Regions from separate parts of the Homo sapiens genome. Here region 2 is linked to region 1. Evidence: chromatin contacts called from ENCODE Hi-C or POLR2A ChIA-PET data. All regions are on one chromosome and are shown on one strand. Each heading gives the region's core, a stretch centred on a gene start or an enhancer-like site at or near the end of the contact. The rest is flanking DNA. Distances are from core to core; before and after follow the strand shown.

Region 1 (4,643 bases), core at 248-2,747:
CCTCCCTCCCTGTCTCTGGGTCCTGGAGGACGGCTTCTGCTCTCAGCTACATAGGCCCAAAAACACTCTGTGTGTCTCCATCTGTCCACATGGGCACTTGGCTCACACTCGCCTGGCCAACGAACAGTATATACCTTTGCTATAGGACTCTCCTCCAACCATCTGTTTCTCATTTGTTCAGCCTCAGCATTGTGACCCCCTCAGTAACACACGAGATTCTAATTCTAATTTTGCCACAACCTCCAATGAACGAATGTTCCTCATTTTGAAGGGACTGACAAGAGGCTCCAATTGGCATTTCATGTGCCTACATTCTATATGGGGTGGAATTTTCCAATTGCCTAGAACAGCTGCAATGACTAAGATTTGAGACAAAGTTTGACTCTTTAAAACATCATACAGCTTAACAGAGAGAGTAGACATTTGGAGACAGCTGTATGTTCACCTACCATCTCAACCACTTTTTACCTGTGTGACTTAGGAAAAATTACTTAACCTCCATGAATCTAGATTTCCTCATCTGGAAAACTTGAATAAAATGATACCTATTTATAGGGTTTTTGTGAAGATTAAGTAACATACATGTTTTATTTAATGTTTGGTATTATGTGAGTGTGATGGTTGTTTTTTTTAATGGCCATAAATCCCTCACACTACTCCCATTAGAAGTGAAATATATCCCTTCTCCTATTGACTTTGGGTGGGCTTATGACTGCTTTAAGCAGTAGAGTATGATAGGAGTGATCTCCAAGGCTGGGGCAAAAAAAAAGCCTTTCAGAGCTGCCTGGTCTCTTGGAACCCCTGCTCTGGGAGGAGTCAACTCCCACACCAGCAGCCTGACTAACCTAACATAACCGTGATGGAGCGACCGCCTGCAGGTGCTCCAGGCAACAACCCCCATGGAGCTCCCAGTGGACAGGCAACGTAAATTGCCAGCTGGCCACATGAGTAAGCCAGCTTTACATCCAGCCCAAGAAAGCCTTCAGATACTTAACATCAGACTGCAACCCCAACAAGAACCACTCAGCAAAGCCCCTTCTAGAGGACTGGCCCACAAAATCATGAGCAAAATAAAATGGTTTATACTATGACATGTTGGGTAGTTTGTTACACAGCCGTAGTAACCAGAGCAATGAACAATAGTAAATGGTAGCATACACTAATATGAACATAGTTTCCAAATCGCATAAGTCCTAGAATCAGGCCTTTCACGTTCCAACGTGTGAATACTGGGGGGCATCCCAGCTCAGCACTGTCCTGGCTGAATCAGTCTACACTTATAGTGACCGCTCTTCAGAGCCTAGTTTCTTTCCATTCTCTGCTAGGTTTCCTGTCTAACTTCTAGATCAAGAAAGTCTGGATAAACTTCAGATAAACACTTTAAAATTATTTCCTGGAAGCTCACCAAACTGAACATGTGAATCCTCCCCAGTCTGCACAATTGAAAACAAGTTATATAATTTCTGTTTCTCAAGGCGGAAAGGGCTGTGCAAGACTGAGAACACTGGGACTGTTGCCTGTCGTCTGGAATCACATTTTAAATAAACAGACAAAGTGAACTGCATAGAAATGATGAAGAATGAAATGGCAGAAATAGAAATTAAAGAGCAATGGGGACTACAGAAGCTATTTCTGTCTCTCACTGAGAATTCCTCATGGCTTAGGTTAAATGTTTATTTCTAAGGGAGTGGATTATTTTTAATGTCTGAACAGAACGCCTCCATGACATCCATTATTTCAAAATGCCTAAGACATGCTTCTCAGATCTAAACGTCACCGAAGGATTGAGGAGCAGCTTGAGGCTCACGCTAAGTGCGTATGTTTTTCTTTCAGCTATTTGTTCCATCAGCTATCTCAATTATTTATAGAATTCATTCTCCAATGAGGAAGTTATGTTCCGTAGAGACTAGAATTATTTTAAGTTCTATTTTTCTCCTCCTGTCTGCTTTCTTCACTGGTCAACACTCTCCAGTCCATCTATTTAGGACAGTTTCCTCTGGGATGGCACTTGAAGCTTATAGAAGACAGAAAAGAAACAGATCAGATTTGAACCTCACAAATATGATATTTGTGGTTGTGTCTTCTCCTTCTAATCCATACTTTCCGGATGTCTTGTGGCATATTTAAGAAACATTTGCAGATGTGTAAGTATTTTTAAAAACATTCAGGATCCTGAAATCATTACAGCAATCACTTTAAAATAGCTGTATGAATATCTAGAAAAATAAAATTAGATTGTTAGTGCCCTAGTGTCTTGGTCCCCAAACTTTACTGATTACTGGAACCACTCAGAGAATTTATACAAATGCAGATTCCTGGATTTTGTCTCAGGAAAATGGAATCAGACTCTCTGGGAGAGGGGCTAAAGAATTCATGTATATTAGATGCTTTCAGGTGATTTATGGCTGGCCAGCTTTGGTAGTCTTAGCCCAACTGCACCTATGCCCTGCTAGAAAACCTCAGGAGGAAGGGGCTGTCAGCAAGCAATGTGTGGGTACTAGGGGAAGGTCCACCATTCACCCAGACTCTTCCAAGTGCCTAAATAGGGCTACGCAGGCCCTCCTTCCATTTATTCAAATAACAAACATCTTTTAGGAGTCTAATATAAGTGAATTATAAGAAGACAGGGAACAGAAGAATACGACATTCTCTGCCATCAAGAAACTCAGAATCTACTCACTCAGTCATTCATTCATTCACCAAATGTTTATTGAGCATCTGCTATATACTATTCTAGACAATCAAGATACAGTAGTAAACGAGCATAGTTCCTGTCCTCATGAGATATGGTATTTAACACAATTTACACCCCTGTTTTAAGAAGATAAACAGGTAACCTATAAGCTTGGCTTTGACCATTGCATTAGGCACCTCTTTAGGCAGAAGCAATACCTAATTTGCATTAACCTGAGCATGAGTGCCTCCTTAAATTCTGCACCCTAGACACCTTACCTGCCTCATCCTAGTTCAAATCATGAGGTTCAGTGGTGTCCTAGATGGGATCACAGCATGTGCAAAGGCAAAAACATGCTAATGTGCATGAAATGTTCCAAAAATAATGAATAATCTAGGACAGCTTAAGTATAGAATACAGGGGGTAGAGGAAGTGGCTGGAGATTTTACTGTGAATGAAGCTCCAATCTCCAGTTTGTGAAGTTCCTTGCATGCCAAATGTCTCCTTTCTGTCCATTTGATGATCATATTATCTATTTTGTATTTTAGAAAGATCACCAGGATGGTAATGTAAAAATGGGGTTGAGGGGGAATGGATTGGAGACCAAGAAACAAATAAAGTCGCTGTTATAGTAGTATTATAAAAGGGCAATAAATATTTGAAATGAGGCAGTGCCCTAAATGGAAAGGAAGCATTGGTATTCAAAGTTATAGGAATGTGGATGAGAGAAGAAAACTCTAGGACCACCAAAGTTGAGGAATCTAATTATACCCTTCTCTATAAGGATGAATGAGAAACAAACAGAGGTAATAAAGTAAATTTGCCTGTTTCATCCTTGACACTGCATGAAGGGAAATTGTTTTTGTTTTTATAATTCACTATCACAGACTAGCTCTCACATAGGCTTGTGGTCCAAATTCATACTAACTATGTGGTAAACACAACACCACACACACACATCCCTCAAGTATAGAAGTTAATTTAAAGTTACTCCTGGGTTAGCAGTATGCCAAGGCAAATGGAAGAAGCAAACACAAATCCTCACTGGAGTAACATCATCATCCCAGGCTTCAAAAAATTCTCGTAAATTTCCAAGGAAAATGAACAGCTCACAGTATAAAACGCCACACACAGAAACACTGTATTGCAAATGAGAGCCAGGAAAAACAATAGAATATATAGTCATCCCCATAAAGACTGCCAATATTGGAACTATACGATACTTTTAAAAAATAACAATATTTTATGTGGTTAAGGAAATAAGTCAATTTTGAAAATATGAACCAGAATGGAGAAAATAAGACAACTTTGAAAATACGAACCAGAATGCATCTGAGAGAGACAAAGAGACAGAAACATAAAATAGTGGTTTGAAAGCTTAGAGGATAGTCTAGAGGGTCCCCCATGTGTCCAGTTAGAGCTCCAGGAAGAATTAATAGAAGGGGGAGGAAGTACTACTTAAGGAAAATATGGCTGAGAATTTTCCAGAACTGTCAAAACATAGCAACCCTTACATCAAGGTCATGTTGTTTCTTAGAAATTCTCACTGAAGGACAGGCGCAGTGGCTCACATCTGTAATCCCAAAATTTTGGGAGGCCCAGGTGGGCGGATCACCTGAGGTCGGGAGTTCGAGACCAGCCTGAGCACCATGGAGAAACCCCATCTCTACCAAAAATACAAAATTAGCCAGGCATGGTGGTACATGCCTGTAATCCCAGCTACTTGGGAGGCTGAGGCAAGAGAATTGCTTGAACCCAGGAGGTGGAGGTTGTGGTGACACGAGATCATGCCATTGCACTCCAGCCTGGACAACAAGAGTGAAACTCTGACTCAAAAAAAAAAAAAAGAAAGAAAGAAATTGTCACTGAAACAAATCAATGAAGCCTCAGAAGGCACAATACAAAGAAAAGGTTATAAAAAGAAAGAAAAAAGATTTCCTACAAAGAAAAGGCAATTATAGTTGAATTG
Region 2 (4,658 bases), core at 411-2,910, 200 kb before region 1:
CCCTGTCCCCGTAAAGCTGACTTCCTAGCAGAGGGAGAAAAAACAGTCAACAACAGCAGCAGCAAAGCACAGAAGTAAAATGTACAGCATGTTAAAAGACACTAAGTACTATGGCAAAGAGAGACAGGAGAGGAAGATAAGGGGTATTGGGAAGCGCCGTGCCCAGGGAAGGGGCAGGTGACAGCACTGGGATGTTCAAATAGGCATCCCGAGAACTTCAGGTGTTCAACCCTTAATGGAGGTGAGGGAGGGACCCAAGCAGGTGTTGGAGGCATGAGCATTTCAGGCAAGGAAAAATCCTGACGCAAAAGGCCCTCTTGTAGGGGGCACATATGACACGTTCGAGGAAGAGGAAGGAGTTGGTGAAGCTGAAACTGGGAGAGGAGAGACAGAGAGGCAGATGGGGCAGATCCTTGTGGGAGCCACAGTGGGATTTTGAGCAGAGGGGTGACAGGAGCGGAATCGTATCCTACCTGTTGGAATGCCATTTTAAACAGAGATGAGAAGGGGCAAGGGCAGATGCAGGAGACCCCTGGATACTACTTCAGAGGCTACTTTAGGGCCTCTAAACCTAAGTGGCTCTCAATCTTGGCTGGGCATCAGAATCACCCACGCTGCTTTACAAACTGAGGCCTGAGCTACAGACACTAATTGGCCTGGAGTGCACCTGGGCACTGGGATTTTTTTTTTTTTTTTTTTTTTTTTTTCAAAGGTGCGCAGGTGATTTTGATGTGAAAGCCAGGTTGACCATGAGAGCTTTCAGAGCACTAAGTAGTCCCCCTGATTTGACTTTGCAGCTAGGAAACAAAACCCCACAGATGACCCCTCTTGCTCATTGGCAAAGCTGTGCTGAGAGGCAGCCAAAAATCTTGCTGCTATAGCAGTGGCAGGACTGGTGCTGCAGACAGTGTGCAAACTGGGATGGGGCTGGCTGGAGCCCACCTGGATCATCAGACCTTGAGGTCAATCTCATTCTTTGGCTGGATGCAAACACGAGCCTCTGAATGTGAGAGCAAGGCTTTCTCTCTGCACCTAAGAAAGGGCTTATTGTAATATATTAGGGCAGAAGAGAAGGATAAGGCTAGAACCTCAAGAAGAAGGTATGTGATTCACTCAACAAACAGTGTTTAAGAATAATAGTGACAGTGTGCCAGGCATTGTGCAAGGAGCAGCTGAGAAAAAAATAAGGTTTAACTGTCCTTGCCCAAGCCAAATGGCTCAAAGTGAGCACCGTCTAATATTTCAAAATGTGTTATTTGTGGGAAGGCTTTAAATAAGCCAGAGGGGAGGGGGGATTCTTCAGTTGCATATCTGAGCTGCTGGCATTTCTAATTCAGAGGGATGAATAGAACATTATTGTGTTGCATCGGTACAAGTACAGCAGGAAAAAAAAAATGCTTGGAGCCGTGAGCCGAACATGAATCAGCAATCTGGTTCTATTGTTCGGAAAATAATCACCATGCTGGGAGCATGGAATTTAAGAATCATGCAGAAATGCCCTTCCCCCTCCCAGCAGGAAACAGACATTGGCTAAAACATGCCATCTTGTTTTTGGCTTCCTGAGCTGAAAAGAATGTAAAAAACTTGGAGAGGATTTAGGGAAAGCTGATTTGTAAATATGGAAAATACAACCCATAAGAAATGGGAGATAATTTAGACCCAGTGTTGGCAACCTCTCAGAGGTGGCACGCCAAGGGAGTGTTTATTCACTCTTGTGAGCAGGCAGTACAGCTGCCCTAGCTTCAAGAAATAACTCATGTTTTTTGAGTTCCTACTATGCACTGATCAGTGTGCTAACTTGTGGGGGGAGGAAGGAGAGTGGTCCCTACCTTTTGAAGACCTTCTAATTTGTGGCGATGGGCAGGGGAGTGCACCAATACTATAAAGCAGTAGTTCTCACACTCAAGTGTGCATCAGAAACATAGGACCCGAACCCCACCTTCAGAGTTTATAACTCATTAGGTCTGGGATAGAGGCGGTGCATCTGCATTGCCATCTTGTTCCCAAGTGATCTGATTCTGCTGCCTGCATACTTTGAGAACCCCGCTCTAAGAAAATAAGTACAAGGGGCAGGCAAGGAGGGTTCAATACAGAAGTCCACTAGAAAGGTGCACTTGGTTTGTTGGTGCAATAGCAGGTACCCCTTTTTGGATCTGTTCTCTAGCACCTAGCTAATGAGTGTTAATTGGCAACGTGCTTTGGATAGATCACACTGGCCATGACTGCCACCATCCAAGGAAGGGTGACAAGAGGCACAAGAATAGATTTCTCTGTAGGCCTGAGGAAGTTGAGCAGGACATAATACAGTAAGACATACACATGTGGCCTCGCAGTGGCAGAGCAAATGGCTGTAGGGTTAAGAGGACAGTAGGGTGACCTGTCTCCACGCTCAAACTCAAGCACTTCTCCCATGAGCAGAAGGTCTCAGTGGAATCACCTGAGTGGCTTTTCTAAGTACGCATTATTGGGCCCAGGCCTGGAGACGGTGAGCAAAGCTCCTCAGATGATTCTGCCGTGAAAACCCCTCCTTGAGAACTGAGAATGCTTTTTCTGCATCCTGTGTGGTTGTGCCCCATACTTACAAGTAAGCAGAGTGCAAAGCCAATCTTTTGGAAAATACAAAATCAAAGTGCCCAATGGGTACACTCCCCTTCCCATTGTGTCTCATTGCCGTTTTGTTGCCACAGGAGTTGAGCGTCCCAAATTCAGGTGTGCCCATTTAAAATGCAAGTGGCCCTCAGTGGGCACAGTCCACCAACACAGCTGGACGTGTTGGCCAGAGTAAGCTGCCGTTCACTGGAAATATTCTAGAGAAGGCTGACCGTGTGCTGGTCAGGATGGAAAGGTGGGGGTGCCTGCCATGTGTTGAGTGAGTACAGCCTACCAGGATGGCACCTTAGTTCCTCCAACATGTTCTTAAATGGATCAGGCTGGTGGTTCTCAACATGTGGGCCCTGGAAAGTATATCCAGATCACCTAGGAACTTGTTAGAAATGCAGACTCTCAGGCACCCCAAACTAACTGAATCAGAAACTCTGGGAATGGAGCCCAGCAATTGGTTTTAACAAACCCTTCACATGCTCACCAAAGTTTGAAAGACACTAGTTTAGCTTATGCTATAGGTAGCTCCTTGCTACCTGTAAGTCAGAAGCAGCACAGAATTGGAATGCAGGCAACCGGTCATTTATTCATCTACTGAGGTATTCGTACAACTCTTCCAACATGGTGAACATCTTGTGCTCATTTGTCTGATTTTCACCTAAGAATGTGAAGTGTTCAGTATCTAGCCAGCTTCTCAGCTATGGTTGGCATCCGTGTAATTTCCAGTGATAATCTGACTTACTGCATCCTCTTCTCAGATTATATAAGGGCTGTGTTCTTTTACTTTTTAGATTCTTCGTCACAGCCTCCCCATTTGACGCGGGCTCAGTAAACTACTGAATAATAACCAAGCCTGATTTATTCCCAGGACTGCCTTAAATCCTGCTAAGACTTCACTCTGTGTCTCTTTCTCATATCCTCCACACCAAGTGGTAAGCCAGGCCGACTCACTTGGCTGTATGAAACTTTTTAATGGCACCTTTAGGTCAAATGTTGTGGCCATGGTCTCACAAAGAGTGAGGGGTGAAAGGAGATACTGCAAATCACACTTCTAGACTTTTCACTGATTTTCAAAGCTGTTATAGCCATGGTTCCCAAAATCTGTACCAGAGCACCTTGGGTACCACAGCAACCCCACAGAAATACAGTGGGATGTTTTTAATTTTTGAGGGAAACCCAGAAACAACTGTCAGACACCATGCAAATCCACCTGTCAAGCTGTTTGGACCTCATAACTTCATAAACAGGGCATTTAAGTATTTCTTTTGACCTAGGGTCACCGTAAAAAATATTACTGAAACACTAAGAGTGACATACACTGAGAAAGTTGGGAATCTCTGTTACAGCATGACTGTCCCCAGGTATAGTTTAACTGTACACATTCTGGCAGGATCATGCATTCAAGCCATCACATTGCAGGAAATACACATTCTAAATTTAAATATTAGCAGGGGAGAAGCTGAAAGAAAATTAGAACTATATGCATCTTTGAGGGACTTCTTTCCTTTATAACCTTCCTACCCAGACCTACCCATCCTAGCTCCCTGAGACAACCCTTAACCAAGGCTCCTGTGATTTTTCAAAATAATAAATAATAATGATAGAGGCCAAGACAGGAGAATTGCTTAAGACCAGTAGTCCGAGACCAGCCTGGGCAACATAGCAAGACTCCATCAAATAATAATAATGATGATGTAAATTCTCATTTAGTGTCCCAAATATGATGGATTAATTCTTGCAAATTGGAACTAATGATTGCTCTAATTGCTCTGGTGCATTCCTGAAAATCACCTTTGATACACACTGTTGAAAGACAAATTCAGGCTGTGTGTGCTATACCATGCACCTGACACCTCACAGAAAGCCACTGGAATTTCTGATAAAGAGCCAACAGAACCTTTACCAAGCAGAATTAAACAAGAACCTAATGTGCGACTGAATGCAGTGGCTCACGCCTGTAATCCCAGCACTTTCAGATGCCGAGGTGGGCAGATCACTTGAGGCCAAGAGTTCAAGACCAGACTGGCCAACATGGTGAAACCCTGGGTCTACTTAAA

Evidence for each region. A loop is a pair of places that touch in the nucleus more often than their neighbours do. ChIA-PET counts read pairs that join two places held with the same protein, here RNA polymerase II (POLR2A).
Region 2: a loop to region 1 is called in a map of dorsolateral prefrontal cortex, with 4 times the contacts of the local background. The contact joins two enhancer-like sites. A Hi-C loop is called at or near these places in 2 of 168 maps with a recorded cell type or tissue (PC-9 and dorsolateral prefrontal cortex). POLR2A ChIA-PET finds 5 or more read pairs at or near these places in 1 of 52 experiments (T-cell).

What each region holds. Positions count from the first base shown.
Region 1 is chr3:24,039,630-24,044,272 of GRCh38, reverse strand. No RefSeq gene overlaps it. Among named protein-coding and RNA genes, the nearest start is that of LINC00691, 61 kb to the left of the region's middle. Within about 2 kb of position 1,497, at least 3 of the 41 ENCODE cell types and tissues checked have a DNase peak (open chromatin) inside an H3K27ac peak, as active enhancers do.
Region 2 is chr3:24,239,118-24,243,775 of GRCh38, reverse strand. The region is part of intron 3 of THRB (thyroid hormone receptor beta); the gene reads left to right. Among named protein-coding and RNA genes, the nearest start is that of THRB-AS2, 90 kb to the right of the region's middle. Within about 2 kb of position 1,660, at least 9 of the 41 ENCODE cell types and tissues checked have a DNase peak (open chromatin) inside an H3K27ac peak, as active enhancers do.